Regions from separate parts of the Homo sapiens genome. Here all the other regions are linked to region 7. A link is a loop called in an ENCODE intact Hi-C map of the cell type or tissue named here. Cell type or tissue: endothelial cell of umbilical vein. All regions are shown on one strand. Links, peaks and the distances in the headings refer to the core of each region. The heading gives the core; the rest is flanking DNA.

Region 1 (4,445 bases), core at 262-4,261, 310 kb before region 7:
GGGACAAAAAGAGGCAACTGACTAGGATATTATTCAGTTTGTGCCTGTAGAAAAATCAGGAAAGGATGACTGGCAGGCTGAGGATGTCATTCTGATAAAAAGTTGTAATTCCACACCATAAATATGTATTACTAAATGAAAAGGCCAATCTGAAAAGGCTGTATACTGTATGATTCCAACTATATGACATTCTGGAAAGGGGAGAGCTATGCAGATAGTAAAAATATCAGTGGTTGCTAGCAGTTAGGGGAAGGGAGAAATTAATAGGAACATCACAGAGGATTTTTAGGGCAGTAAAACTGCTCTATATGATACTATAATTAAAAGTAGATACAGGTCAGGCGCAGTGGCTCACACCTTTAATCCCAGCACTTTGGGAAGCTGAGGTGGGCAGATCATGAGGTCAGGAGATTGAGACCATCCTGACCAACATGGCGAAACCCAGTCTCTACTAAAAATACAAAAATTAGCTGCACACGGTGGCACGTGCCTGTAATCCCAGATATTCGGGAGGCTGAGGCAGGAGAATCGCTTGAACCCGGGAGGCAGAGGTTGCAATGAGCCCAGGTCATGCCATTGCACTCCAGCCTGGGCAACAGAACGAGACTCCATCTCAAAGAAAATTAAAAAAAAAAAAGAATGGATACACAGCATTACACATTTGTCAAAACCTGTAGAGTGTACAACAACTTAATATAAACTCTAATGTAAACTATGGACTTTGGGTGGTAATGATTTTTCAGTGTAGATTCAGTGATTGTAACAAATGTACCGCTCCAGTGTGTGGTGTTTATAACAGGAGGAGACTATATGTGTGGGGATTGGGGGTATGTGGGAGCTCTCTGTATTTTCTGTTAAACTTCACTGTGACCCCAAAATTGCTCTAAAAATATAGTCTATTAGAAAAGTCATCATTCCTTGCCAGTTTGTGGATCTGATCTTGTTTTCAAACCTGGAACGGATTGAAGAGATAGACCAATTCCTAGGAGAAAGAACCCTAGGTTCTTTACATGGTAATACTTTCTTCAGTCACTCCCCAAAGGATTGTCAGTGGTAGGCAAAGATGTCAGTCATAGTTTCATCAAGTACTAGTGCGAGAATCACATGTGGGCCTTGAGGTTCTGGAGCACAGCCATCCATTTGAAGTGGAGAATTATGCACCATTTGCAACAACTTCTGGCATACTACTGGATCCAAGTAGAGATGGATCACCTGACCATGAGAAACCAAGTGACTATATGTCTAGAACTGTCCATTATGAGCTGGGTCCTGTCAGATACACTATGTTATAAGGTCAGCTAAGCCCAGGCACAATTAGTTATAAAATGAAAGTGGTATATCTAGGACTGAGGGCTGGGTAGACCAGAAAACCCAAGCAAGCTTGAGCATGAACAGGAGGCTCCAGTCCACGTGGCACCCACCACTGTGGCACCAGCATACCTTCCTCAGCTCATATCTATGGCTATGTGGAGAATTTACTACACCAGGTAAAGGAGTACAAAAACCCTGAGTTTGGCGTATAGATAGGTTGGCTTAGTATTTGGGTACAAGTCAAAATGAATGGCAGGTATTCAAATCTCATTCAATCAATCTCATTCAGAGATGGCTTCGAAAGACCAGGAAAAACTCCCAAGGCAGAGAGATGGACCTGCTTATTTCCTTTCATAGAAGGAGAGCTAACTTGAGGTTAAATTCATACAAACTCATGGACAGTGATGAATGGCCTGCCCACCTGGTCATGAACCTGGAGGGAGAAAGAATGGAACACTGGTGACTAGAAAGTGAAGTAGAGGCATGTGGATAGACATACGTGAATGGATAGAAATTGTGATGATCTTTGTATCACATATTAGTGCCCACCAGATAGCATATGTCACGGAAGTGACACAACCGATTAGACAAAGTGACCTACCCAGCCAACATCAGCCGGCCTGTCATCAGCCACACCAGTGCTGGCCAAATGGATACATAAATGACAGCAGCAATGATGAAGGATTTGCATGGCTCAAATAACCTGGACTCCCACTTACAAAGGCTTATCTAGCTATGGTCGCTGCTGAATATTTAATATGTCAGCAACAGAGACCAATGTTAATATGACACCATTACTCACTCAGGAAGAACAACTGGCCTCTAGATGGCAGGTTTACAACGCTGGGCTCATTTCGTCCTGCAAGGGTTAGTGGTTAATTTCACGTATCTCACAGGAATGGACATGCATTCTGAGTATGAGTTTCCCTTTCCTGTACAGATGACCTCAGCCAGCACTAGTATCCAAAAGTTTATCGAGTATTTGATTCACTGGCATGGGATCCTGCATAACTTTGCACCAGACCAAGGGATGCACTTTATAGCAAAGGAAGTTCATGAGTGAGTCTGTAACCAGATAATTCACTGGTCATATCATATACTCTGCTCAGAAACTACTAGCCTGATAGAGCATTGGAGGTTCAGAGGTAATACTCTACACAGACAGATTGCCATTATGTAAAATTCAGTATTTGGATCAAATAAATGATCTTTATATGGTGCTGTGTCCCTGAAGGAAGACTACATGGACACAGGAATTAAGGAGTGAAAACAGTAGTGGTCTCACTTACTATCACTCTCAATGACCCATTGAGGGTCGTTGTGATTTCTTTCCCTGTAATTCTGGGTTCTGCTAGATTAACAGTCCTGGTCTTCAAAGAGGATAACACTTTCCCAAGAGGACATAGCAAAAGTCCCATTGAATTACAAGCTTTAGTTTTCACTTGGGTACTTTGATCTCCTTGTTTACAGGGACCAAAAGCAAGAAGAAGTCACTATCTTGGCAGGGTAATTGACTCCAATCATTAAGAGGAGGTGGTGTTATTGCACAATAGAGGCAGAGAGGAATTTGTGTAGAACTTAACCCATCCACTTGGTCCTAACTTAGTACTCCCTTTCCCAATTTTGACTGTAAATTGATTGGCCGAGTGACTGCAGCCAAGGAGGATGGTGGCCAGTGACTCAGGTCCTTAGGGCTGAAGGTCTGAGTCAGACTAACAAGAAGGCAGCCAGGCCAGTAGAAGTGGAAGCTGAGGGTTAATGGAACTTAAAATGCCTAGGGAAGAAAGGAGATAATGAGTATTAGGTGGAACCCTGAGACCCACTCCAGCTTTGGGCACTACTGTTTATCTCACCAACGTCTCTCTTCTAAGTCTCCCTTCAGGATGAGAGGCTCGCCAGACATCTGGAGGATCTGATCTTCCATCCCATATAGAAACATGGTTCTAAGCCTAAAAGAAGGGGACTGTGGTAGACTCTGATGTACCTCCCAGCTTCCCCCGCGAGGAAGGACCTGCTGCTCAGTGGAGGTAATTGCATCGCAGATCATCTCCATAGTTCAGCAACTTCAGATCCTACCTCAGCTCAGAGACTCACCTTGCCTGAGGTCACATTCTTGCTGAGACAGCCTGTGTCGGTGACTGAGTGAAGGGTGTGTATGCTGGGCATTTTGGCTTGACATAGGCACTCTTAATGATCAATGGTTACTTCACAGTGCCCTGTTAGGTTGACAAAATTTTGATCAGGCCTGCCTTCTTCTGCTGCCCAATCCCACTTCCTCCCTTTTCTCTTCCTCAGTGATAATTACAAATAAACAACTTGAACTATAAAATCCATCTCTGCATCTGTTTCCAGATTACTCAACCTGCAGCAGATGGTCTTATAGGAATGTAGAAAATACAAAACAAATTGGAAATGGGTGAAAAAGAATAGATCAATAATAGGGAGAGGGACATAAAATTGCTTGATTTAAGCCAACCCATATTTTCTTAGTCCTACCTACAGGCTATAGACAGCCTCCATGTTTTCTAGAAGCTGGAGTAAAACAAAACAAGCCAAGTGATCAGTGGAAATCCTCTGACCAGGTAAAGAACAATGATTCCTCATCCAAGGAGCAGATTTTGTTTTTTTCTTTTTCTGGGAAAGGACACTGTGTAATGAAATGAACAACCTTAACAATTAAGTTGTGCTGCATGGTTAACTAGATGGCTCATTGCTGTTTGTTACATTTATTTCAAATGGAATTACAATCAATCACGTTATCCCAAGCAGGTTTATTGTTTGTCATTCACACTCCTTAGGCTCTGGATCAGTGGCTATGTATTAGTCATGGGAACCAATTATCCAAGGGTGTTTGGTTAAGATGGTTTTATTGGTGCTGGAGCATGCAGAATGACAATGACTAATGGTGTCCCACATACTATCATTATTTACTTCGTCCTCCCGTGTGCCAGGATGTTTTTGCTTGAGCTGACTTGTTTCCCTTTTTGACTCTCCTTCCTGAAAATCATGATACCATCCAGTGCAGAAGAGGACGCTGGCGTGTAGAAGAAGAGAGGGAATAAGAGCAGAAAAAGTAAGTGGAACACTGAAGGGCCTAGAGAGTCCTCCAACTGCAGAATTCATTCTTGAATCAC
Region 2 (4,445 bases), core at 301-4,300, 66 kb before region 7:
GAAACTGGAAGAAAGATTCTGGGATATTTGGTCAGGTATGGATTTCCACAGAGATAGTGGAACATTAGCAGGGTCTTGAAGGAAGCAGGCCTAATAATTAGCTTTAATCATCTACAATTAATAATAATAATATTATATTAAGTATCATTAACTGTAATGGAAACCCTTCTCTGCATTATATTTGTGGCAGACACTGCACAGCACCTACCTCTCCAACAGCCCTCTGAGGTGACCATCACGGCTGCATTCTTCTGTAGATAAAAAAAGGAGCTTTGAGTGTTCAGAGAATTTGCTCAAGTGCACCTCAAGGTCAGGGGAAGGGCCAGGATTTTAGCCAGGCATGATGCAGACATTCACGGTCTTCACTGTGACGCTGATTATGTTATTTGGACCCGATGCCCAATGATAGGAGAGGAGTCTTTTAGAGTATACTGTGAGTTATATGAAAGATAAAGAAGTACTCCTTATGTACAAAGTAGCTTTTTATGTAGCATGCTTAACTATACCTCCTCATTCCCTTTGGATTCCTAATACACAGGATTTGATGAAAAAAAGGTACAAAATACTCAATAACTCTATATGAATTTAAGTCTGCTTAGATCGGTGCTGCATAATGACACCAAAGGAAATTTTATTTTGTGTTCAAAGTTCATATCCCATTTATAAAAGCTCCTCTCCCCAGTGCTGCTAAGTTTCCAAAAAATTAATACTAAATATAGACTTCAGAATTCTTTGTCTCCTTAAAGAAGATAAAATATGGAAATGACAAGAAAGGAGGACCTATATTTAGTAAGAAATTCTTCAGTTAGAATCAAAGTTGTTGTGATATTGAAATTACAGGTATTTGTGAGTTTCCCTACTCTTGGAGAAATAGAGCTTACAAGTCAAATCTCAATGCCATAAGTCCTTTGGAACTTTCTACTTATGTCATCAAATTTGCTTGATAAAGAAGAGGTCTGCTTCATCTTACATATATCTCCATTTGAGAGAAAGACCTGATTGGGGTCTATTTTTTCATGTTGTTAAGAAATCATACTTTTTATTCATAAAGTTTTACACTTCACTATTTCCCCAAAGTATTTTTTAACTTTTATTTTCGTTTCAGGGGTACATATGCAAGTTTGTTACATAGGAAAATGTGTGTTGCCGGGGTTTGGTACACAGATTACTTCTTCACCTCAAGCATAGTACCAAAAATTATTTTTTTGAAAAAGAAATTATACCTGTCACAGAGATTCAAGAATGTCAAATATATGCAAACATTTCTAAATTTCATATGAGATTATTCATTACATTTGGTGCTAGATGTGCCAATGCTGGTTTGATTCTTTCAATTAGGAGGCATAAAACATGCATGGAAAAAATATTTTGTATGAACACGGGGCAGATTGATTTGCCTTTTAATGCTACATGGAAGTGGTAGATTAGTAATATTTCAAAGGAAATACCAGAACAGTGAGATTTAACTCCTGTTTCCAGAGCTTTAGTTTCCTCATATGTAACAGTAAGCTAAGTAGAGAAAATATGACAACTGGATAAACAAAAGCTTTTTGGCCTTCTTTGACTCAAACCTGGGCTCCTTCTTCACAGCCTACTTCTCCCGCAGCCCTTTTAAGAGGTAGGTAATTCTCTCTCCAAGCGGATACTTCAGGGTCAGCTACTGGAGTATACCCCCTTCTGGTTTTCTATTGTCATTTCCAAACCACTCTCAGCCTCTTGGCAAAAAAACACCAAACAAGCAAAAATCTTCTTTGAGCCCTATGACATTCAGACTCTCCACTTTTTGCTCCTCAAATGCTTTTCCTCTGCCATCACCCATTGACTTCAACAGTCACATGGACATTTCATCCTGTAATCTGGCCGCTCAGCTCCTTGACCTCTTCATCTTCAGTGTCTAAGTTATTCTACCCCACACTTCCTGTCTGTTTCTTATCATCATCTAAAACTGTTGACTAGAGTTGCTGACTAATAACAACTATTATTTCAGACTTCCTCTCCTCTAACTGATCTTGGCCACTTTATCTTCTTTTCTACTATCTCTCAGTAATTGACCCAACTTGTGACTCAGAGAAAAGTGAAGTCATCATGTGGGAAATGCCCTCCATTTCCAAATGCTAAATCTACAGACCTATTTACACCTGTCCTCATTTTTTCTCCTTTTCTCCTTTTCTCATGCCCACTTAGTTTTTCTCAGGGACTTCACATGGACTATAGATTGTCCTTGTCTTTCTCCCATCAATCTTTCTTTGGAACCAGGTCCTTCCCATAAGCATCTAAACATGCTCAAGTTCCTCTATATTAAAAACAAACAAAAGAGCAAAATCAAGTCTCCCAAAAATCTCTCTTCTGACACTACATCTACCCCCTGAGACACTTATCTTCTCTTTACAACCTATTTCTTTTATAAGAGCTGCCTTTACTTCCTGTCTCCATTTACTTACTTCTTACTTACTCCTCAACCCACTCTGAAGTGGATTACAATCATATCAAGCTAGCAATATAATGCCCGCTAAGATGACCACTTTTCTAAATCCACCTTTCAGCTCCCTATTATTTGACCTCTTGGTCACATATCTTCATGTTGACTGTTCACTCCCCTCTTGAATCACACTCTATTTTGGCTTATGTGACATGACATCTCCCTTATGTTCCTCCAGTATCTCCATCCACTGCCTCTTTAGGTCATTAAATATTAGTATTTATCAAAATTTAATCACAGTCACTTCTACTTTTCATTATGTACTCTTTTAACTCTATGTTTTCTGCCTAGGTTTTCTTATTGATACTCATGGGTTCAATTGTTATCTATACATGATAACTCATTAATATAAATCATTAGCCTAGCTTCTAGATCTGACTACTTATATGACATCTCTACATAGATGCTTCTAGGTACCTTGATCTCATCCTCTCCAAAATATGGATTTAGTCCCTTTCCAATGTCCTCTGTCTCAGGGATTAGGATCCCCATCCATCCAGTTTCATAAGCCCAAAACCTATGAACCAAATGACCTTCTTCTCCTTTACATCTGCATATTCAATCTATCAACAAGCTCTCTCACCTTCCAAATCTGTGCACATCTCTTTCCACTGCCACAATTTTAGTCTAAGTGGTGATCATTTGTCATTTGTCTCCACTATGCAGTTAGTCAAACATTTGCAAAATGCAAATTGGCCATGCCTCCTGTCTGCTTTTAGTTTGAAGACTAAAATCTTTAACACGGTCCTCGAGGTCCTTCTTGTGTTAATTCATGGATTAATTGATTGATTCATTCATTTAAGAAATATTTATTGACTGCAAACACTGTTCAAAGCACCGTGGATACAGTGGTAAACAAAAAAAACAATATTCCTGCTCTTGTGGAGCCACAAAATATTTATTCTAGTGGGAAAGATCAACAATTCAAACATATACAAAAAAGAAGTTTCTTTTTGGGGGTGATAAATATGATGAATAAATGTTAAGCAGCATAAGGAGTTGAGGAGTAACCAGCAGAGTAAATTTAGAAAGGAGGTGGAGGAAGCCTCTCTAAAGAAAAGACTCCTATGCAGAAAACTAAAGGAAGTGAGAACACACTTGGGGCCCGAGCTCTCTGCTCTCCTTTATTCTCTGTGCTCTAGACTTGTTGACTTTTTTTATATTCCCCAATGCCTAAGGCTACCTGAGGGCGTTTACACATGTCCTTGGCTCTTTGTCCTTCTCCTCTTCCTTCTTCCCTTCTTCTCCTCCTTTTCCTCCTCCTCTTCCTTTTTCAGTACTTGAAACATTCTTCTCCCTTCCTCTCACTGGACCTGGTTTCCTCCTAATCTTCAAATCCAGGCCAAATTCACCTCCCCTGGGAAAATCCTTCGTCACCTTCTAGATAAAATCAATTTTGGTATTATGTGTTCCGCCTGATCATGTTCTTGTCTTCAGGTTGTCTGCTGAGTTTTATGTTGTATGCGAATGGCTTTTACACATTCAATGGGGTATTTACTATTACTTATATTTTAATTAATACTAAAATTATGAAAAAACTTGCTTTTCTTAAGCATTAATCTCAGTTGGTGAATTATGTACTTTTACTTATAATCTAGCTATTTTTGACATACATTAAAAAATGTTTAACTTGTTATTTGATTAATATAATTTGATTAATAGTTAATAATGAATTTAATAGATTAAATTATCTATAACATTTAACATAATTTTCTTAATTAATATATCCTTAGATGTTTCAAATTACAGTCACAAATGCAATGAATCTAATTCTCTCAGGGCATAGCTGTAGGCAGACCTACAATTCTAACATGATTTTCTTAGGCACTTAAAGACTACTTTCAAAACTAATTAATCTCAACTTTGGGATGTAACTGATCAGATTATTAAATCAACAGTGTTTACAAATACAATCAATCAAATTATCTAGACATTTCAAATTAAAATCACAAGTGTGTTACCAAAT
Region 3 (4,445 bases), core at 116-4,115, 260 kb before region 7:
CCTGCCCATGCCCAGTGTTAGAAAACACATGTGTCTTCTCACTCTGGCATCTGCTGACAGAAGAAGGGAGCTAGGACCAGATGAGGGCGAGAGGGGCACCTGTCTGAACTCATCTCTTTCCGGTGAGGAAAGACTATGAACAGGACCAGGGTCAAGCTTAGGCAGGGTAGATTGGACCATTGTTATAGTTCTTGGGCTGTTATTTTATTTATTTATTTTTTTGAGACAGGATCTGGCTCTGTCACCTAGGCTGGAGTGCAGTGGTACGCACGATCTCTGCTCACTGCAACTTCTGCCGTCCAAGCTCAAACCATCCTCCCACCTCAACCTCCTAAGTAGCTGGACTACAGGTGTGCACCACCACGCCCAGTTAATTTTTTGTATTTTTTGTAGAAACAGGTTTCACCATGTTGCCCAGGCTGGTCTTGAACTCCTGAGCTCAGGTCATCAGCCTGCCTTGGCCTCCCAAATTGCTGGGATTATAGGCGTGAGCCACCATACCCAGCTTTGGGCTGTTATTTATTGTAGTAAAAAGCCAGATACTGTTGGGTTTTATGACTTTTTTTTCCAGGGTGCACTTGCGGGTGGCTTCCTGAGGAAGTAGAGGTTTCCATTGTCAACCTGAGAAGAAGTTAATTCTAGAGCAGGAGGGTTGCTGGCATTGGATAGAGGGTATAGAAGGACTATGTTCCTAATCTGGGGCCAAGAGTGCAGAGGGGCTTGGGAGACAATGTGCATGAAGATGTCTGGAGCATCCTGGTGGAGGCGATGAGTCAGGTCCCGCCATCGGGGACAGGCTGGGAGGTGCACAAGGACCAGCCTCTCTACACACTCTGTGTGAGGCAGAGCCCATGGGCCTTTGCAATGGCCAGCTCCAGGAGAATGGAGTTGCCTTTTGGGAAGATGTATGCTTCCCTAAATCTGTGCAATGAGAAATTGAAAAGCAAAATGTCCTCATCCCAAAGCTGGGATGATGTGGTCATCAGCAGCCAGACTAGGAAGAAGCAGCAGCTGTGTCTGGCCAGACAAGGAGGTCTGAGAGGAAGAGCCTGGAGCAATTACTGGGAATTTGCTAGAGAGATTTCTATAAACAGGGCTTAAATGCTAATCATTTAGGTATAAAAATAGTTACTTTGATGTGTGTCATGGGTTGGTGAGGATATGGATTCCTGGTTTCCATGGGGATCCCCACAAATCTCAACAATACGTTGTTTTTCTTTATAAAAATTAAAATTAATTATATTAGTGTGTGGGATTCATGCCAGGCCTGTGGAATGGAAAATGCAGGGAGTACTCTTTGGACCAGAAAGAAAAAGGCTGGGAGGGGTTAGGACTTATGTGCACAGGGTCAAACCTATGCAAGTGTAGACACAGGGAAATAAATTTGTTCTGTACACTTACACACACTGGCACTGGAGGGTGACAGGGCTGAGTCTGTCATTCTCCTTTACTGTAAACCATTGTTCCTGGGGCGGGATACCTACAGGGCTGACCACCAGGTTTTTAAAACAGAAAAGAGAACCCAACAGTGTGGCATTCTTCAAGATGATTTGATGGAAAATGTAAGAGATGAAAGGTTCAAACATTTTGCCTTTTCAGACTCTGGTATGAGGAATCAGTAAGAAAATGAAAATAATGGGTTTCTGAAATTAGCACTGAAGTCTGATTTTAGTCCAAGGTGAGATTCCAATTTCCTGTTACCTTGACCTGCCCCCACGACCTCAGTTTCCCCTCAGTGAAATGCCGGGTTATACTAAACGCCTGCTCCTTTGCAGTTGTGATGCTCTAGGCCTCTGCGATGGGGCTACCACTTGCCTGAGACTTGGTCTCTCAAATGGAGATGCTTAGCCTGCTGCCCTTGGCTATGCACACATTGGTGGCTTAAGCAGAGGAAGGCTGTCTTTCAGTCGCCAAGCATGACAAGGAAAAAGGCCTTCATTGCCTAGACAGCCTGCATGCCTGAAGGCCCTTTGCCACCCTGCAGCGCCCCCTGGTGTTTCTAGGTGTCATGCATAGGCATCCTCCCGAGTCCCTTGCATGAAGCCAGGAACCTATTCTATAACGCAGAGAATCCAAGTTGGGGGTGTCAGGATTGCTAGGTCATTTCTCTCTGCCCACCAGATAACAATATTAAAATCCCGGTTATCCCCAGTAGAAAACCAGAAAGGCGCATTAAGCATGAATGCTGTCATATTTCATTTCTGTGTTATACTGAATTCAAAGCACACAAAACATGAAAAGAACAGAACTTCTTTCTCTAGAAACAGCTATTTCTCATCAGCTTTAAATTAAAAGCATGTTCTGGGCAGTCCTTGGCCTTCGACAGCCTGCGTTCATATCAAGTTCTGGTTTACAAGCAGCTGCTGTGTGATTCTGGGTATAACAGTTATCTGTAATTGAAATCACCATAAAACAAATCCCCCCTTCACTGGTGGAGTCGGTAATCAACATCAGGAATGCAGCATTCAGGACCCATAAAATATGCAAGATTAATTTGCTGAACTCCGTTCAGGCTTCCAACAGCTCTGTCACCTGGGGCCAGAGGAGCAGCAAATTCATTCTGAACCTCCACTAGTTTCAAGATATCAAAAGTGGCCTCCTTCATGTCGCTGTCTTCTGCAGTGCGTCTCTGCCTTTGCAGATACTTTCTGGAAAAATCAAACAGTCTGCCAAGGTTATTTGGCTGTGGAGATGCTGAAGTGCTCCATCTAGTTCCTTTCTTCCCTCTTCATTTCTTCCCATCTCAGTAATCTTCCTGCAGACTTCTATAGCCCCAGACTAGGAAAAACAGAAGATCCTGACTTTGGTCAGTGCACCGGACATTCCTGCTTAGATATCATATCAAGGAAGAAGAAATACCTAATGGCAAAGCATTAGGATTTGAGTTAGGTCATCAGCAGCCAGACCAGGAAGACGGCTCAGTGGGTTGCAGTATCTTGCTCAGGCTCCCCCAGAAAGACTCCAGAGCTGGTTGTTGGTTGGGTTCTAGTAATGGTTAAACAGTGTGTAACAGGTGTCCACAGTACAGTCAGGCCCCTTTCCTCTTCGTATTTTTCATGCCCTTGCTACTCCAGCCAAATGAAGTGACTTGCAGTTTGCAGCATGACTGGTCACACTTTGCACCCATATTTTTGCACATGCTGCTGCTTCTCTCTGGCATGTCATGATCTAATCTGGTCTCGTTCCAGCTCTGCTTCTTGCTGCCATGTCTCCCTGAGCAAGTTGCTGTTCTTTGAGTCTTAGGTCCCATTTTAAAGAGAGAACCTTGATTGCCAAAATACCTTTTAATTCTTTTATACTTGGATTTTACAAGAAAGTCTGGGTAGACATTTTTAGGTTTCAACTTCCTCTGTTCAGTCTGGTCTGTTACTTTGTTACTTCAGCAATTTTCGATATTCCAAAAATCTTGTTGATGCCACTCTCCCCTTTTGCCTACTCTGTTTTCTTTGGGCTTGCATGTAATACATCCTTTGTTCCTTAACTATTATCTTCAAAAAGTTTTGAGAGTAGTCAATATCAACATACTTGTTAATTGCCATGCTTATCATGAAGACTCCCGACATTTCTTCTTTCAAATAAGGTGATACAGTAATAGTCTAATTATTACAGATGAGGAAATAGAGGCCCAGAGAGGTTTAGAAAATTGCCCAAAGCCACACAGGTAGTAAGTGGCAGTAGAAAGATTAGAATCTAAAGGTTGCCTTTTAATAAAACCCCTGTTCTTAGTGACTAGGTTGTGCTGTCATGAACACATGACAAATGTGTTCATCTGTCGATACTGTGAACTGGGCTCCTGTTTGTCCACCTTTACATGCTGCTCAGTTCTTAGCACACTGACAACACCAACATTCTGAGCTAAAAAACGAAACAAAACAAAACAAAAAACAAAAACAAAACCCAAAAAAACACATGGACCAGGCAAAGAGACCAAAGCAAAGGATATTCTCACAGGCCCTTGAGAGGCTGATTGCCGGCCTTTCCCCCTCAAGCGCCTGTCAGAATATCCTTTGCTTCAGTCACTTTGCCTGGTCCATGATATATTATGCACAGACAGAAGTGTGCCTTTTGTCATAATTTTAATTTCTACATATAAAATATATACTCCTGTGTCCCCCTGATGTGGTGGTTGAGATTACAGTGAGGAAGACAGTGTAGGGATTTTTTTCCCCCCAAGAACACACTATCATTTTTTTTTTTAAATTGAAATTTCTACTGATGCACTTATAGATTCACATACAGCTGTACAAAACAATACAGGGAGATCTTCCTGTGTGCCCTTTCTCGCTTTCCCTGGATAGTTACATCTTGCACTTTATTCATTCTTTTAGCTGCCTAAATATTATATTGACATATTTTCATTATCAAAGATTCAAATAATATGGAAGCATAAAGGAACAAACATGGAGGTCCTTCTTTAACCACCTGGCTCTTCTCCTGGGCTCTCT
Region 4 (4,445 bases), core at 230-4,229, 320 kb before region 7:
ACATAAATTACTGTTTTAAATAAATTATCTTCTGATAAGGTTAGCTATTTTCCTGAATGACTATTTAATCATAGTGACTAACATTTGTTTCACATTAACCATGTGCCAGCCACCATGCTGAGTAATTTATGTACATTGTCATTTATATTTATTTATTCATTTATTTTTCAAATAAGATATAAAGAGAAATTTAACATTATAGATACTCAACACAATAAAGCCAGCCTGTAAAGACAAATGGCAATGTAATGATGAATGAATTGTAAATATAAACATATAAAAAAGGAGGTAAGTACATAAATCATTAAGCAAAAATGATTAGAAATGTATAGCGAACATGACACATTTGAGAACATGCATTATCATTTTAAGTTCTCACAAACTATTACATGGTTTAGGTGCTATTGTCATTCCCATTTAACAGATGATGAAGTGATGGTCAAATTAATTAACCACTTTTCCGAAGCTACACAATGTGTCAGTGGTGGACTCACTATTAAGGATCTAGTCTGTCTGCTTTGAAAGTTTGTGCTTTTGGCTAGTATGCCACTGCCAGCCATCTTCTTTTTGTCTTTCTGTTTTTTTGTTTTGTTTTGTTTTTTGTTTTTCTGAGTTTCTTTAGGCTATAACTTTTTCCATTAGAGTTCAAGATCCTTGAGGGTAGGGAATACTCGTGTATATGGCATATGCACCTGGTGCCCTGTACTCCTGATGCCTTGCATATGGTGCTTGGTCAATCAACTTAATTCATTCCTAAATATTTGAATCTGGGTTGATCATTTAAGAAGATCAGTACACTGGAGCTGTTGGTGTTTACCAGCATCTTCCTTCTCACAAAATGCAGGAGCCATATAATTCTATGACTGTTATTTCCTACTTATGACTGGCAACATTTAAAATAAGGTATGAATTCCTAAGTAAAATCAGTTTCTAATTAGCTCCACTATAAATTATGGCCCATAAGTTGCTAGATGAAGCAGCTAATATCAGAGGGCATATGATGTCCCTTGGTGACTGAGCAGAAAATTGAGACATTCTCACTTCTTCACACTACTCCTGAAAATTTTTACATATTTCCCAAGGCATCCAACTTATTTCTAAGTATCACCTTCCTTTTTCTGTTGAAATTGAGGTGAGATAGTGAACGTAAACTATTTATCATTGCCTTGTAAGTGCTCTAGTGAAATTGGATATTATTAGCTCTATTTAACTTATTACAAATATATTAATTGTGGGTTTAAGGCATTTAAGTTCCCATCTAAGCTACTGATAATAATTTGCTTGTACAACATATATACTTTAAATAAAAGAAAAAAAAGATATATACCTAACTACCCCAAGGTATACACGAGTTCATACATTTCACCAGTTAAATCCTACAGGAAACAAGCAAAGTATCCTTCTTTTACTCATTAAAATGTTTTATATTAAGATATACTTTCCAAATAATTCTACTAATGTGGGATGGTTTTTCCATTGCATCTTGGAATAAAAATATTATCTAGTGTTCCTGAATGTTAATAAGTGTTTCTATTAGTAATTTATTTTCTACCAAGTAACATCATTTAGAGAAGAAGTTATCCTCAGTTTTTTCAAACTGTCCTAGGTACCACCTATCCAAATATAACTAGTGCTTTGTATGTGCTTCTATTTTTCTTTTTACTTTTAAAATCCTTATTTTCCTATTTGGAAGTTGGAAGTTATGAAACTGGATGTCTATATCTCATTGTGTATAGCTCCAGGTGGAGCTGAAACAAGTTTTGATAGCTTTATTTTTAAAAAAGATTTTTCTTGAAATAAAATAGATATGTGTAACCTTTTGATGATTTCACTGACCTCTATGATAAGAGTCTGAAATAAACATCTACTACTGAGAAAGAAAGAGAGGCCCTTATATTATGAAATGACAATACTGAAAAAAAGTAACATGCTTAATATTTATATGGAGGGAAATGTTGATTGCCTTTACTAAGCAAGAGCTCCTGGTAGCTCTCATCCAAGATACCGCATGCATTCTGCAATTAGCCTCAATGAGGCTCCACATAGTTCTGATTTTTTTCTGGGTTAATTACTGCCTAAAGGAGTTATCTAGTCTACATGCACCTAAGTTTAGGAGCAAGTGTTTTTGGAAATAAATATTTATGAAAGGGTAATTGTGACATAGAAGTTTGGTAAGCTTTTAAATAATTGAATCAATGTCATTGTTAAAAAGATCTTGGAGATTGGGTTTGCATCACATCCATAATGAATATTCTGGATTTAATGTGAATTCATTCATAAATTTGATGTGTACTCGGTGCTTCAGAAATAAGACCCACCAGCAGGTGGCATTCTGAGGCAAAAATTCACTGAGTGCCACCAGACAGGGTCAATCATTATTGCCTTTTCTGAGTCTACCCTGAATCCATTACGCCTCTAAATTATAATTAATAGCAATAGCATTTTGGTTGTGTCTACTCAATCATAGGTAAATGAATTTACAACTTCAAACTTAAAGGGGAGATTATGAGAGTTTCAAAGCTCTGCCTAGATTACACCTCTTTCATTAGGAGCATATTTGTTATTTTGAAATGGATGTCTAAAGGAGATACATAGCTCAGACCATATTTTCAACAAGAAGAAAAGAAAAATGACAATCTCTTTCTTGCCACCTGTAGTTCTTTAACAGTGGCTACTTATTAGAATATAACCCTCTCCCTTCTCTCACCCCTATATTTATATTATGATAAATACAACCACATAAATACATTAGAAAGCTGTCAGTAGTGAAGGGAAAGAAGAGACAACACCTATACACTCATCTAGGAATAAAACTATATTACTCTAGCACAAAAGGAATAGGCTACCGACATGAGTTGTCCGTTTCTAAATGGCTTTGAAAACTTAGACATTCTATAAAAGAAAAAAAAAATTTCTTCTACCAACTCAACAAATAAGAAAGATCTCAGATCCATCTAAAAATCTAAGCAGTGCACTAGAGGAAGAAGGCTGATAAATGAAAGTTCAATTACATATTTTAGCGAGAACACAACCTCTACTGGAAAAAAAAATCAATATGAAAGAACCATCATAGCTGCTTACATTGAGGGTGTAATACGCAGGCTTGTTCCTCCTCTAGATGACCGGAATCCGGTGTTGAGTCGCCAGAAGCTGGCTCCCCATGGGTGGTAGCCAAGGATGTACCGCTCTCCGTGGTGCTGAAGTATAGAGCTGGTCAAGTGAGTTAAGTTGCAACGATGTGAAAGCGCGCTCCTCTGTTCTTTGTGTTGCAGTGGTAAAAACTCGCCTTCCGAGGCAGAACCGTGTTACCGTCCTTTTCCTAATCGGGGGGAAATTTCCCAGAGAACATGACGGAGAAGCATCTGTGTGAGAGTGGCATGCGGCGTGGTGATGGGTTGGTATAGTCCCCACCCCCTCTCCCCGACGTAGCTTGAAAGGGAGGTAGCAACTCTTTCTTCCTGCCATAGCTCCTCAGGATTTCTACCTGCCCTTTCCTCTGCCCCAGAATAGTACATCACACACACACACACACACACACACACACACACACACACACACACCTCGTTATATAAGGCAGCATGTTCTGACTTCTGAGGCAGAATATTCATTGGTTTAAACAAATGAGGAATGAGGAATGAGGAATGAGCTGGTTTCCTACCTGTTGTGTCTGTGTGTTTACAGAGGGAGGGGGTTAAGAAGAAAACTAAAACCAGAGAAGCCTAAAGAGCGATAGAAGTAGTTTTCTTCCGTAAGTCTCATCACCACACCACACTTTGTCTTCTGTGAGTGATGTATCTTCCAACTTTACTATTTTGGTTCATGATCTTTTAGCATTATCTAGGATCAGGAAGAGGTCAGTGGTGTAGAACAAGTCTCACATTAGTAACAAGACTAAAAGGGTTAGCTTTCATTTGCAACTTTCCATTTTTTGAAACGAAATTCTCAATCCAAAATACCATTTCCCCAACAGTTCCCACGCTCACCAATTGCTATGTAACCAAATGGTCTATGATTCTTAAACACTGAGGTACTTTAATGACATCATTGGAAAGAAACCGTCTTAACTGAAATATTGCCTGTGTATGAAAAACCACAGTTGCTTCTACAATCTACCTGGGTTACTTACCAATAAATCAGAGTGGTTATTTTCTGAAATCAACTCACAGCTTAATAACTGACACTCTGTAAAACTGTTGCTGTGTGCACTTGCAATACTTAGGGCTAAGGAGTTGCTTATAATGTATTGTACACATGACCATTCTAGTTTTACATCCAAATGAGATTGCATTGGTTTGTTAATATGCTACTAGTATTTTCTCTGAAGATAACATGATATGTGGGAAAAGACCTTGGGATTTTGATTCACTTATTAACTGTGTGACCTTAGACATAACACTTAACCTATTGAATCTCAGTCTTCTCATATGTGAATGGTTGGTAATAAT
Region 5 (4,445 bases), core at 212-4,211, 440 kb before region 7:
CTGTCCCACTCACTGGGGAGGCAGCGCGAGGAATAAGATGGGCAAGAGCATGGACTTGGGAGTCAGACATCCCTGAGGCTGAATGTGGCCCATCCACCTACTGGCCACATGACTCTGAGAGACAACTAACTAACCTTTTGAGCTTTATTTTCCTCCTCTCTAAATTATGGATAATATCCATTTCACAGGACTGTGGAGAGGATGAAATGAAATCATACATGTAAAGTGCTCAGCACAGGGTCTGGCACACAGCAGGTACAGATAAGTGTTTGTCAAATGACTGAATAGACTTTTAACCACAAGTTTAGACCAGACACAGGTCAGAACAAATAAGCTCACATGGGGACCAGGAATCTAAAGGATCTTGCCTGAAAAAATACTCTTGGGTTTTGTTCCTCAGGTACTGTGTGCTGGGATATTGCTCCTTGATTAAGCTAAGGCCCCAAAGTGGTGACCAGTCAGGCAGGTTTGCCACGACAGCCCTGTTCCAGGTAGGCAAGGGTCCTAGGACTGATCCTGAGCTGGGAAGGCTCTGCTTGTGGTCACTGTGACCACAAGGGCCTGAGCTCTCCTATGGGTATTTCTGCTGCAGAGCAAACCTGCAAAGTGTTCCTATTGCAGTTCTAATGGTACAAGGAGCAGCACCTATCACGAATCAGCTGTCTATTACATGTCAGTGATTCTCAAGTGAGGGCAGCACTTCTCTCATGGAGGATGTGTGGCGGTGTCTCTGGTTGTCAAAGTGACTGAATAGGAGTACTACTGGGATGCTAATGTCCTGCAATGCTCCAGACAGATCTGTACAATGAAAACTGCCCTGCTGGAAAAGCTAATAGTGTCCCTATTGAGAAATGCTGAGTGAAATATTAATTGAGAAGCATTGAGAAACCTAAATTAGCACTTACACTTACATTAGCTGTAATTTTCACAACAGCCCTGTAGAGTAGATATCATTATTGCCATTTTTAAGATTGGATTTAGGGTATGGGGTCCTTTTCAGAGACCGGTAAATGCAGATAGCAAGGATATTACATAGCAATTCGTGGCATTCCAAGGGAGATTGAAGAGGAAGGCTTTTATTCTTTATTTTCAAAACTAGACTCTGTTAAATAATTATAATAATAGAGAGCAGTAAGAAACCTTTAGTAAAGGAAGCCAGGCCACAAAGTTTCATGGAGTGATTCTAAATTGCATTTGGAAATATAATAACATTACAGATTCTATGTTCTCATCAAGGTCATACCTCAAAAAACCATGAAAGACTAGTAAGCAGAATAAATTACATGTTTTCCAATATATCTGTCATCTTCTATGGATAAATATTTGGATAAGATAAAATAAGACATAACTTCTCCCGTTAAACAGAAGGCAAAAAGGAATTCTTTTTTTCTGCGGCCTCTAGCTCACCATCTTAAACCTCAGTCACAATAACAAGACACTCTTATAATCTACTCAGATAGATTTAGCTGTTGTCAGATCCTGGTGACTAGGTCAGGACTTATATTGAAAAATATTATATTTCAACTGACTTGTAAAGAGTTGTGATGAGTGTAGAATGAACAGCACTGTGATGATTTGGACAAAGGGGTTTTCTCCTTAGAGCTATTTCCAAGAGAAAAATTGCCCTATCACAACCTGAAAAATTGTTATCTGCGCATTTGGTGCTGTAGAGGTTGGAAGGAGCCACCGTCCAGCTGGCCACAAGAGGGCTCTCCTGCCCTGTAACTGGAGCACAAGTTAAGCCAGAAATCCAAAGGATTTCCAAGGGCACAGCGTGAACCGCAAATACAAGAGCAATAACGTACTATGCTTTGGGTTGGGTGAGACCTTAATACAACCCATAAAGCAACAGAAGTCAGAAGTGGACAATACTGCAGCCTGAATCCTGGCATTAAGAAAAGTACATAATGCAGCATCAATATTCTCTCTTCCTTCCTTGATGAACCCTAACAAGACAGAGGATAATATCCAAGCTATTTTGCTTTAAGAAAGTCTGAATTTGCCAAACCCCAAAATGGCAGAGGGTGGGTGGGTGGATGACTTGTAATACTACAAGACTCTCCATTTCTCAATGGAGATTTCCCTACCACATTTACATGTAACATAATCTACACTGAAAACGGGCAGTTACTCAACTTTTGCGTTAAGCGAACAACCCTCTGCAGATCATTGTTGTACCTGACCACAGAATCATTGTTGTATCTTACCATAAAGATTCTGTGGTCCCGGAGCCATCTGGCTTCATGTAACAGGGACATTCAACACTCAATCCCTTCAAGATGTTGTAGCTACCATTAGCAATTGCCTACTAAGTGTCCAGCTGCTTTTTACTGTTAACAAGTATCTACTGTTCCTTCAACTTTCAACATCTTTCTGTTTCAGTACAGAAATTACAGTGTTTGAACAAGAAAATGACCCAAAAGGTAGTAGTAAGACATAACTTATTTTAAAATAAGTAAGCAGATAATAGCTGCTACCATTAAGTGAGCATTTACTATTTTCACAGCAGAGTGCAAAGCGCTTCACATACACTATTTTATTCAGCCCTCAAAACAAACTTTTTGATGTAGGTATTATTATCTCTGTTTTACATATGAGAAAAAAGAGCTCAGAAAAGTTAAGTAAACAAGATCTCACAGTAAACTACCGAACTAGGATTTGAATCCAGGTCTCTTCTACTCCAAAGCTTGGGGACATAACCACTATGCTATTCAGCATGATTTTCAAATCATGTCAGGCCAGGATTCCCTGCTATACAAGGCAATCCTGTATTTTCTGGAAACATTATAAGCCCTGCTATAAAAACCTGATTCTTCATGTTTAAAATAGGGACAAAAGAAGGACCCTTTTTTGCCGGGCTATTTGCAAGAATTAGAATTGTGTGTATAAAATGTCTACACAATTCCTGGCACATAGTAGGTTCTCAATAAACATATGTTATAACTATTATTAGTATTCCTAAAGTCTCAATCTACTACATCAAACTGTAAGCCTTTGCATTTTGCAAGAATTAAGGTAATTAAGGTATCTTCTAAGAATGTATCTTGCCACCAAGCAATAACTAGGAAAGCAGGATTTATTTTTGCACAAAACACAGGGATCCAATATAGAAGGAAAATTCTTCCGCATATACATATCCCTTTAGCGCTCCTGGATGCACATCAGAAACAAGACGTTTCTTAAAAACAAACAAACTACAGAAATGTTCCCAAGGGCCTTTCAGAAACAAATTCACCCTTAACACAAAAAGATTCATTTCTCAAAGTCACTAATTCCACGTTCTATTCTGCTGGCTACACTTCCAGGACCAAGGGTTTTTTTGAGGTGGAAAGGATGCTCTGCACTGACAGTGGAACTGCCAAAGTCGGCTGTGTTACAAATCATGGGCCACTTGATTACAAATAGCGTTACAAGTTCACCAGCCACAGTGAAGCACCAGGCCCACGTCCCGGAAGCGCCAAAATGGAGTAGGGGAAGCACTCTCCGACTCACCGTAGGTGAAGTATGCCACTTCCGGCGGAAGCGAGACATTGTGCAGCGTGTCGTCCTGCACGTGCTGGTCCACGTACAGCTGTGCCTCCGTGGCCTTCAGGAAGGCCATGAAGCGTGCTGTGAAGGAGGCCACGAAGATGGACAGCATCCCGAAATCTAGCAGGTTCCACAAGTGCAGCACGTACTCCCGTGGCCCCTCCTCCCAGATTTCCTTGCATTCGGACCAAATCATTCCTGTGGGAGAAGGAGAAGGCCAGGCTCACTTTTCGTTTCTCTTGGCATTTGTGACCGCATGAGGTCATGGAGGGAACCAGAGTACAAATGTAAATATCAGCTCTTTGGAGCTGGGACCGTCGATAGCCAGAGGCAGACAGAAACGTGTTTTCAAAGGCAGATTTAGACCCAGGAGACTCAGAGACTTGGCCTTGTGCTTACGAACACACTGTCTCTGCAAGTGAGGAGAGAGTTTTCATTCGTTGATAGATTCTTGGAGGGAATATAGGAGAAATACAGTTGCTGACATTTATACACTTTAAGAACTTTAAGAACTTAAAGAATCAATTAGTCCTAAATTAAATATAGGGAAACTGAGGTCCAGGAATTGTAAAGGGCTTTCTGAAGGTCCCCCCACTCCATGCCCCAAATTCTACAGAAATGCCCCAAGAACCTAGAACTATGGTTTTTTTTGGACATAGAACCCAGTTTTTTGTTTTGTTTTGTTTTGTTTTTAAATCCCAGATTAGAATGCTTCTGTATTTCTGTGTCATGAGCATTAATTTAGGGTTATTAGATTTTTTCTTACTCTTTCATAACTTATTGGATTTTAAAGATATATGTCCTCATTGTTACATACTAAACAATATAGAAGTATATAAACAAAATGTTACTAGTTTCCCCAGCCTTCCTCTAAGCCAGCAGCCCTTTTGGCACCAGGGACCAGTTTCATGGAAGAC
Region 6 (4,445 bases), core at 263-4,262, 84 kb after region 7:
AGTTCAGCTTGGACATGTGAAATTTGGCAGTATTTCATCTCCTATCAACCACTGAATTCACACTGCTCATTCATCAGTTTCTAGAAATGTAAGCTAGTTTTACCTCCTGGCCTTTGCACTTGCTGTACCCTCAGCTAGATGCTCTTCCTGTCTACATGGGCAGTGGGGTGCAGCCGTCTGAGAGACAGACAGGACTCTCACCCTTGGGCACCTTCTTTTTTCAGGTTTCAATATGACTGCCACTTACCTCTGATGTGTTGAAAGTAGATCTCAATCGCATGCACTGTTTGCTTTTTTGTAGCATTTGTCACTACCCGTGACCTTTGTGTTGTGTGTTTCTCTGCTAGTCTAGCTCCATGAGCATTGCTGGCACCTAGCTAGCGCCTGGCACATGGAGGATGCTCAGTTAACATTTATTAAATTGATTTAACAGAGACTAGCAACCACGGTTTTATACTCCAGGGGCTCACGGCCAGAATGAGAAGGATATGTCACTAAAGATTAGTCACAGGTGAGAAAGAGCAAGTGCAGAGAGGACCAAAGGAACACCTAGCAGCCAAGGGACAGGGCAGGGGCAGGGATAGGATCTGTCAGGGAGGGCGTCAGCAAGGCCAGTCAAGGGAAGATGAGCTGGGCAGGAGGGAGAGGGCATAGCCAGCCAGACCTGGGTTAAGTGGGCCAAGCCAGGCAGGGCCAGGATGAGCTGGCCTTCTCTCCACAGAGCTAGCAGACAGAGGGTGCACAGGCCACACCAGGACCAGGGCAGGGAGCACCAGTATAAAAATACCAGCAACGTCTGCCACAAAGCCATTTTGACAGCTCCTTCTCCAGGTGGTGGTGGGAGGCTCAGAGGCCATAAATCAGAATTAACTGCAGCTGTCATGCAAAGGGTGCTTCCCCAGGACGTTCATCCAGACACCAGGGGAAAGAAATCCCACTGGGCCACCCAGGCCAGCGCACCACATGTTCTCACCCCACCAACCACTGCTTTACCTCTGCAACTGCGGCCAAAGCTTCCCTCCAACAAACCATGACCTCAACAACCTTCACCTTGAACACAGGGCAGAGGTAAACCCTCCCACAAGTCCCACGAAGGCCAAGGCCTAAAGGAAATATGGCTGCTGAAAAATAATGAAACCCCTATGCACCCTAGAGCTACTCCTGCCTGAACCTGGGAGGTGTCCCTGAGGCTGTGTGGGTGAGACCAAGGAGGGTGACAATCGCACATCACCAAGGGAAGGAGGTAGTTCTTGTCAGCTCAGAGCAAGGAGCGGGGGCCCATGGTGGGGCAGCAGAGCTAGGCTGGGAGCACCAGCCAGGATAAAGCCCATCTGGCAAATTTCCCCAAATTGATTGGCACTGGCTGCTAAGAAGCTAAGGCTTGTTAGCAGCAGCTTTCAGAGCACAGTGTGGTGGGATCTGTGGATTTCTCCGCTCTGGGGTATTTTTCTTGGCTTCTTGAGGCCACAGAAAGTATGATCTCCCCCCATCCTCCAACCATGATCCTGGTCTGTGCCAGGGTTAATCCGGCTGCCCTGAAGGTCAGGAACCCCCTACATCAGCACTGTGTCTGGTACAGAGGGGACATGCTCCCTTGGAAGAACTCCTCGGCTCTCAGATTTCTGGGCACTCCAGAGGCAGCCCCGGGCCCTTCTGGGATGACTGGAGGCATATTAACAAGCGTGGGACGTTTGAGGGGGCCTGGCTCTGGGCCATTTCCTCTGCTGGGTTTTCGGCCCTCTGACCCTCCTCGGAGAACCTTTCTCTGACTGTGATGCAACAGCCCCTGCTCCCTAAGTCTCTGGCCTGGGCTCCTCATTCAGATGCTCCAGCCCACTCACAGTCTGGTCCTTCATCGCCCCCAAGTGGCTGTCTAGGCTCACTGCTCGCTGAGCTGACATATTTCGTTTTCCTTCAACATGGTAAATAGACACTGCTTTCCTACTATTCACCTGGCACCCTCACTAGACCTGCAAGGGACACAGTGCCTGTCCTAAAAAAAGTATAATCTCCTCAGGAGATGAGGGCACACCCTCAATGGAACACTGAAATCAAATAAGATAATATATGCTTTCAGGGAGAGATAAAGTCGCAGCAGAGAAGGAAAGGCTCAAAAAGACTGAAGCCATAGCATGCCTTTAAGCATGGAGTACATTGTGGTATGTGGAGAGGTTGGGGAAGGACTCCAGGAAGGAGGGATGACATGGGTAAAGACTGGATGAGGAAAGACCTGCAAGGAGTCAGAGAGGAAGGAAATGAAGCAGTATGCATGGCTGGAGCCAAGATCCCAGAAGAGAAGTCGCTTCTCTTCCAATGAAGAGAGCAAGAGAGACCCCAGCCAACTCCTCCCAAGTTATGGAGCACCTTGAAAGGGGCTTTTTCCTTTAAATACCAAAGCTCTCAAAAAAGATGAATCTGACACCCAAGCATGGGGTTGAGTGGACACAACAGGCTCCAGAAGTAACAAGCACAGCGGAGCCACCTAGGGAGCCAGCGGGCCCACCCCAGCCCTTTGAAGGATCCCGTCTATCTGTGGAGAAGAGGAGGCTCTGGCACTCACTAAGCCCCTGCCGTATATCTGATCCATGCAGGTGTCGAATCACCTGCTATCTTATTTAAGCACCACGCGGGCTCCTGTGGGAGGCCTGTTCCCTTTTTCACAAATGGAAAGGCCAGGGCTCAAAGAGGTTAAGCATAAGGTCACATAGGTAGGAAGAAGCCAAGCAGAACTTCAAGCCCATCTGTGATTCCACATCTGTGTTCTTCCCAAAAATCACAGTTTACATTAGTGTGGGGGTATAATCTGTAGACGTGCTTTCATATGCTTTATTTAATTTAATCATCATATTAACCCCAGGAAGCTGGAGGTATTATTTCTATTTTATGGAAGAGAAAATAAAATCTCCAAGAAATAATATGCCCCATGACTCATTATCTAGTAGGTGGCTAGGCTAAGATTTAAAATTCAAACACCAGTGTGTTTGGTAACCTAGACCCTTTCACGACTCCACAGTGATACTGTTTTGTGTCACCTCCTTCCATTAAAGTGTGGAGACTGAGAGTTTTCCCACAAAAACTGTCCTGCTGTCTCCCAGCCCAAGTTCATTCTCACCTAAGTGCCCTACCCATGCCTTGTCACAGGAAGTCAGAAGCACACACACTCCAAGGACCCCGACCACCAGGCACAGTTCCCGCCCCTCATTAGCAGATGTGGTTGATTTGTTAGTTTTGTCACTGCTGCCCTTGAATATCTCCATGCTCAGGTTCTGGGATGGGGCACAGCTAGGAACAAATATCCTTGAGATTGCATGAGTGCCCCTAAATCTAAAGCCATGGTCTGGGGAGCCAGAATGGGTGAAGGGGTGATACAGACATGTTTTGTTAAAGGACTTCCCTGCCATTTCTCCTGAGAACCCTTTTCCTTAGCGATGAAAATGTGTGGGGGACAACCTCTCTCCAACTAGAGGGATTGTCTGGGTGGAAGAAACAGCTCCCAGCAACAGGAATGATGTAGGAAGGCAAGACACACATCCCAAGGTGGGATGGCAATGATTCTCACTACCTGAGTATAGATTATAGGATAAAAAGTAACAGAAGCGCAAGAGAAGCACAAAGGCAGATTCCACAAAGGATCAGAACAAGGGCTCATGTTTATTGGGATTTAGGTGCTAAGGACTTCACTGCTCCATTCCAAATGAGCACCATAACCACCCAGCGAGGCCACAATTCTCATGCTTCCATTTGACAGATGAGAAAATGGAGGCTCTGGAAGCTTAGGTAACTTGCCCAAGGGTTTGTAATCCAGTGAGGCTGATTCCCTCCCCTCTGCCCATAATCACTGTTTGATATAATACTCCCCTGAAGTATTCTATCAAAGGCCTCACCTTCAAGAATTTCTGATTTAAAAGGTCTGGGGTATGGCCTGAAAATCTGTATTTTTAACAAGTTACCAGATGACTCGGAAGCTTTGAAAATGATTATTCTAGAAGTTGGATGGCTAATCAATAATTTACTCAAAATCAACCCAAGTTCAATGGCAACAGGGATGTGTATCATCTTGCATTTGGGGGTGAACTGGGCTGGTGATGCTGATGCATCTTAGCTTTAGCAGTAACCAGCTCTGAGCCAGATCCTCTCCCTCATGTCTGGCTCTTGTGGAGCAGGGCACAGAGGTGGGCACTGCACTGTTAAGCCTTGAAAGAGGCCCCAGGGGGCTAATCCATCACACAAGGACAGCACCACTGTGGGAGGCTCTAGGGACTCTGACAGCCCACAAGTGCTGGAGTCTGAGCCACCAGCCATGAGCCCAGCTGTGCAGCCCAATCCTACTCTCTATTTTGCCCGAACCACAAGCATCTGAAATGTGCATCCCTGGAGGTTTGATTTTAGCATTTCAAGATCAAGAAGCAGACACACTTGCCTTGTCTGCTGCTCCAAGGGCACAC
Region 7 (4,445 bases), core at 241-4,240:
TGGTACTTCACTATCATCATGAAGCAGTAATAAAAGTTAATGTTTAATGATCACCAACTATAAGCCTAACACTTTAAGTCAGTCCTTTTATTGTCTCTAAGAGATGAAGAAACTAAAACTCGAACAGGTTAAATGACTTGCCCAAGGTCACAAAACTAAAAAATATTCACCTTTGAACTGAAGTCATATCAGTTGGATGCCCAAGCTCGTGAACTTAATCACTTTAACATACTGACATGCCCCCTTGTTGCAGAACTTTCTTCAATGATGCTTGGTGGCTTGGCATTAAAGAATCCAGACAAAGAAGGCTAGCTGAGGACATGAATAGATGAGGCAGAAAGGTGGGAAATGAAAAGGCTAATGGTGGCAGAGTGCTCTGTCGAGATGGCTGTTGTGAAATGAAAACAGACAAGAGTTGTGTGCATGTGTTGGGAGAGGGGGAAGGGTAGAAATGTTAGGATACTGACACGAAGACAAAAGAGAGTAATGAAATGAGGAAATAGAGCAAGTCAAATGATTAGAAGACAAGATTGAGTTCCTAACAATGCACCCAAGAGATCTCTTCTGAAGGCAGCTGTTGATCCAAAGGCTTCGAAGAGAAAAATGAAAGCACATCTCTATGTTGTGCTGACTGGATTCTAACAGCATGATACTTGTGGGAATGAAACCACTTTAGAAGGAAAACAACCTGGGTAACTCAGCATCACTCAGTGTACAAAGATTCTTCTGTAATAACTCTCCTGGTTGAAGAAAAATGCATTATTGAGCATTTTAAGACCATAGGAAATATAGAATTAAGAGAACCAAGGTCACAGAAAACTCTATGAATGCCCTTGTAAAACTTTCACTTTTGTCAATATAAAATACATACAATCCAATCCAATTAAAAGAATATCAAGTTTGTTTGTTTTTCCAAGATGGCAGATTAGAGGCTTTTAGTGTGCCTCAGCCACTAGGAAATAGCAAGAGAGTGTATAAAGATCAACTCTGTGAGCCTGAGTTCCAGAAGAAAAATGGGAATCCACTGAAATTGTAAAGGACACTCTAGGTCCTGGGGAAGAGAATGTGTGCAAACAGCCCTTATGACCTTGTCCAGCTGGTAAAAGTGAGTGAAGCTCCAGTATGTGAGAGAAGCAGACAGTCCCCCTCTGTGACTCACCTTTCCACTAGGGATCCAAGCAACCCAGCTGAGGCAGAGCACTTTGCTTCTCCCAAACCCTGAAGCTAACCTGGGGAGAGACTTGGAGGTGCTGTAAGGGTACGACACTGGGAAAAGCTGCAGACATTTTTGCAGATCCAGGAACAAGAGCAAGAAACCATTTTTAATCTGGGTACATACAAATCAGCCATTCTTTGGAGACCTAGCACCATGGTCATGCAGGCATTTTAATCTTGGGCCAGAGATTGGAGTGCCTGCTTTGGAATAGAGTAAGGACTCCACAGACAGAACTGTGGAAAGCACCTCAGTAATAGGCATGAGAATTGTGCTCTCCTCCATTGCAGTCCTGGGACAAGAGGAGAGCTGCCACAACTATGGTTTCTCCGGGGTGATGAGACTTGCAGCTAGGGCCAGCTTGGCAACCTGGGACTGGTCTGCATGTGTCATTGCTGAGTGCCCAGTCTACTTCCCTGAGATTGTGGTACAGTGAGACCATCTCCACTCCACACCCATGCAGATCTCCAGGATTTCAGAGTACCTGCTAACCTGGATCAGCTGCCTGATCTACCCCACCTTTCCTATGCATAGATTGTGGTACATCTGGGCCCTCTCTACCCCGTGCTTAGGCAGATCTCTAGGCATTCAAAGCATCTGCTTGCCCAGATTGGCAGCTTGAGCTACCCCATTTTTCTTGTGCAGATATCTTGGTGCAGGGGGGCCCTCTCTGTTCCATGCTCAGGCAGATCTCCAGGCATTTGGAGTGCTCACTCACCTGGAATAGCAGCCTGAGCTGCTCTACTCTTCATGTGCAGTGATCTTGGTGCAGGGGAGTCCTCTTTGCTCCACATCCAGGCATGTGGAACACCCTCTTTCTTGAATTAGGAGTTTAGGCTGCCCTCCATAAACATCCTGAGAAGCTGGGTCTGAAGGGATTTCCTATCTCCACACCTAGGCACACTTCTGGGTGCTTGGTGGCTGCCCACTGGATTACCTCTCAGTGCTTGTGCTTGTGGTTGTCATCAGGGAATCTATAAGCAGACCTGCCCAGTCCAGCCCCACCCAACTTGGATCCCACTCCCCAAGGGCTGAGCATGAAACTCAGACCTCTGTGCATTCCATGAATCAGCTCATTGCCCAAGGCAACAGAAAGCTTCTCCCAGTAAACAACGATCAAGTGTATACCCAGCCACATTGGCTGTAGCTGGCTCTTACCTATAAGTGCCATCTACTGGCTTGTAGGTCAAACTGCATAGCACAATATAAAATCTGCCAAAAGAAGTATATAGGGCTATAGAGGCAAAGCCAAAAGACCCTACCCAGAATTCTTTACAGTCATATCCCCTAGGAAAAGGATGAAAGGAAAAAGAAAATAACAGAATAATATTATAGAGAAAAAAATAAAATATTCTACCTACACCAAAATAATTGCAAAAATTAGAAAGTGACAACATCTCCAGATGAGAAGGAGGAAGTGCAAGAATTCTGGCACCATAAAAAATCTGAATGTAGTAACATCACCAAAGCTCTCCAACAATGGTCCTTAGCCAAAATGGAAACTCAGAAATAGCAGATAAAGAATTCAAAGAATGGATTGCCAGGAATCACAATGAGATCCAAGACAAGGTTGAAAATCAACACAAAGAAACTTCTAAAGCAATACAGGAAATGAAGGAAGAGATCTTAAAAAGAAATCAGTAAGAGCTCCTTGAATTAGAAAACTCACTTGGGAAATTTCAAAATACAATTGAAAGTTTTAGCAATACACTGGGCCAAGCAGAAGGTAGAATCTCAGAGTTTAAAGACTGGTCTTTTGAACTAGCCAAATAAAACACAAATAAAGAAAAAAAAATTGGTTAAATAAACAAAGCCTTCAAGAAATATGGAATTATGTAAAGCAACAAAACCTAAGAACTATTGGCATTCCTGAGAGAGAAGGAGAAAAACTAAACAACCTGGAAAACATATTTGAGAATATAATTCAAGAAAATATTCCTTATCTTGCTAGATATAATAAATTCAGAGAATGCCTGTGAGATACTATACAATACAAACATCAACAGGGCATATAGTGAACTGATTGTTCAATGTCAATGCTAAAGAAAAAAATCTTAACAGCAGCTACAGTAAAAGGTCAGATCACGTACAAAGGGAATTCCATCAGGCTAACAGTGAACTTCTCAATAGATACCTTACAAGTCAGAAGAGATTAGGGGCCTATTTTTGGCATTCTTGAAGACAAGAAATTCCGACCAAGAATTTCATATCCTTCCAAACTAATCTTTATAAAGCTAAGGAAAAGTGGAATATTTTCAGACAAGCAAGTGCTAAGGGAATTTGTTACCACTGAACCAGCCTTACAAGAGATTCTTAAGGGAGGTCTAAACATAGAAACAAAAAAACAATACTTGCTACCACAAAAACACACTTAAGTACATAGCCCACAGACCCTATAAAACAACCACACAATAGAAGCTACAAACCAACCAGCTAACAACTTCACCTAGGATGGAAACATCACATATTAATATTAACCTTGAATGTAAATGATCTAAATAACCCACTAAAGAGGTACAGAGTGACAAGTTAAATAAAAAACAAGATCTATCCATCTGCTGTCTTCAAGAGAAGACATCTCACACATAATGACACCCATAGGCTCAAAGTAAAGGGCTGGAGAAATATCTACCACTCAAATGGAAAATAAAAGAGAGCAGGGTTCACTATTCTTATATCAGATAAAACAGGCTTTAGACCAGCAACAGTAGAAAAGAACAAAGAAGGGCCTTACTAATAATAAAGGGTTCAATTCAACAAGAAGACTTAAATACCTTGAATATATATGCACCCAGATTCATAAGATCAGTACTTCTAGTTATATAAAAAGACTTACACAGACACACAGTAATAGTAGGAGACATAAACACCCCACTAACAGTGTTAGAGAAATCATCAAGGCAGAAAACCAACAAAGAAATTCTGGACTTAAATTATATACTTAACCCATTGGACTTAGCCGATGTCTACAGAATATGCCAGCTATCAACCACAGAATATACATTTTCTCATCTGCACATGGAACATAATCCAAGATTGACCATATGATTGGCCATGTAACAAGACTCAATAAATTAAAATGTGTAGAAATCATACCAACCATACTCTCAGATCACAGCGAAATAAAAATAGAAATCAATACCAAGATCTCACAAAACCACACAATTACACAGAAACTAAACAATGTGCTCCGGAATGACTTTGGATTAACAACAAAATTAAGGCAGAAATA

What was found. Hi-C counts contacts between places; a loop is a spot of excess contacts. Peaks named below come from ENCODE experiments on the same cell type or tissue, not always from the same donor. Only the 100,000 strongest peaks of a DNase experiment are listed, where the experiment ranks them.
Region 1: a loop joins it to region 7, with 12 times the contacts of the local background. A loop is called at or near these places in 17 of 110 quality-filtered maps.
Region 2: a loop joins it to region 7, with 3 times the contacts of the local background. A loop is called at or near these places in 2 of 110 quality-filtered maps.
Region 3: it touches region 7 in a loop (6-fold over the local background); 2 of 110 quality-filtered maps call a loop at or near these places.
Region 4: a loop joins it to region 7, with 5 times the contacts of the local background. A loop is called at or near these places in 17 of 110 quality-filtered maps.
Region 5: a loop joins it to region 7, with 11 times the contacts of the local background. A loop is called at or near these places in 17 of 110 quality-filtered maps.
Region 6: a loop joins it to region 7, with 6 times the contacts of the local background. A loop is called at or near these places in 5 of 110 quality-filtered maps.

What each region holds. Positions count from the first base shown.
Region 1 is chr5:136,371,980-136,376,424 of GRCh38, forward strand. It overlaps LOC124901075 (a long non-coding RNA gene), which reads right to left. Exons shown (of 2, transcript XR_007058948.1): 2 at 4,063-4,445. Among named protein-coding and RNA genes, the nearest start is that of TRPC7, 8.7 kb to the left of the region's middle. In endothelial cell of umbilical vein, for the core only: a CTCF peak has its summit at 2,132 (motif pointing right); a DNase peak (open chromatin) is centred at 2,172.
Region 2 is chr5:136,618,259-136,622,703 of GRCh38, forward strand. No RefSeq gene overlaps it. Among named protein-coding and RNA genes, the nearest start is that of CTB-1I21.1, 110 kb to the right of the region's middle. In endothelial cell of umbilical vein, for the core only: no CTCF peak of the experiment used is centred there; DNase peaks (open chromatin) are centred at 1,513 and 2,023; H3K27ac peaks cover 3,000 bases.
Region 3 is chr5:136,423,070-136,427,514 of GRCh38, forward strand. No RefSeq gene overlaps it. Among named protein-coding and RNA genes, the nearest start is that of TRPC7, 60 kb to the left of the region's middle. In endothelial cell of umbilical vein, for the core only: a CTCF peak has its summit at 1,989 (motif pointing left); a DNase peak (open chromatin) is centred at 1,982; H3K27me3 peaks cover 156 bases.
Region 4 is chr5:136,362,172-136,366,616 of GRCh38, forward strand. It overlaps TRPC7 (transient receptor potential cation channel subfamily C member 7), which reads right to left and starts at 3,374. Exons shown (of 12, transcript NM_020389.3): 1 at 3,082-3,374. The coding sequence starts at 3,083. In endothelial cell of umbilical vein, for the core only: a CTCF peak has its summit at 2,336 (motif pointing right); a DNase peak (open chromatin) is centred at 3,180; H3K27me3 peaks cover 172 bases.
Region 5 is chr5:136,248,157-136,252,601 of GRCh38, forward strand. It overlaps TRPC7 (transient receptor potential cation channel subfamily C member 7), which reads right to left. Exons shown (of 12, transcript NM_020389.3): 6 at 3,493-3,726. The region is part of intron 1 of TRPC7-AS2 (TRPC7 antisense RNA 2); the gene reads left to right. Among named protein-coding and RNA genes, the nearest start is that of TRPC7-AS2, 24 kb to the left of the region's middle. RefSeq lists an enhancer at 3,048-3,548 and a silencer at 3,231-3,431. In endothelial cell of umbilical vein, for the core only: a CTCF peak has its summit at 1,720 (motif pointing right); a DNase peak (open chromatin) is centred at 1,715; H3K27me3 peaks cover 532 bases.
Region 6 is chr5:136,768,419-136,772,863 of GRCh38, forward strand. No RefSeq gene overlaps it. Among named protein-coding and RNA genes, the nearest start is that of CTB-1I21.1, 36 kb to the left of the region's middle. RefSeq lists an enhancer at 1,792-1,881. In endothelial cell of umbilical vein, for the core only: a CTCF peak has its summit at 1,862 (motif pointing left); a DNase peak (open chromatin) is centred at 1,843; H3K27me3 peaks cover 644 bases.
Region 7 is chr5:136,684,084-136,688,528 of GRCh38, forward strand. No RefSeq gene overlaps it. Among named protein-coding and RNA genes, the nearest start is that of CTB-1I21.1, 49 kb to the right of the region's middle. RefSeq lists an enhancer at 1,498-2,002. In endothelial cell of umbilical vein, for the core only: a CTCF peak has its summit at 2,355 (motif pointing left); a DNase peak (open chromatin) is centred at 2,298; H3K27ac peaks cover 226 bases.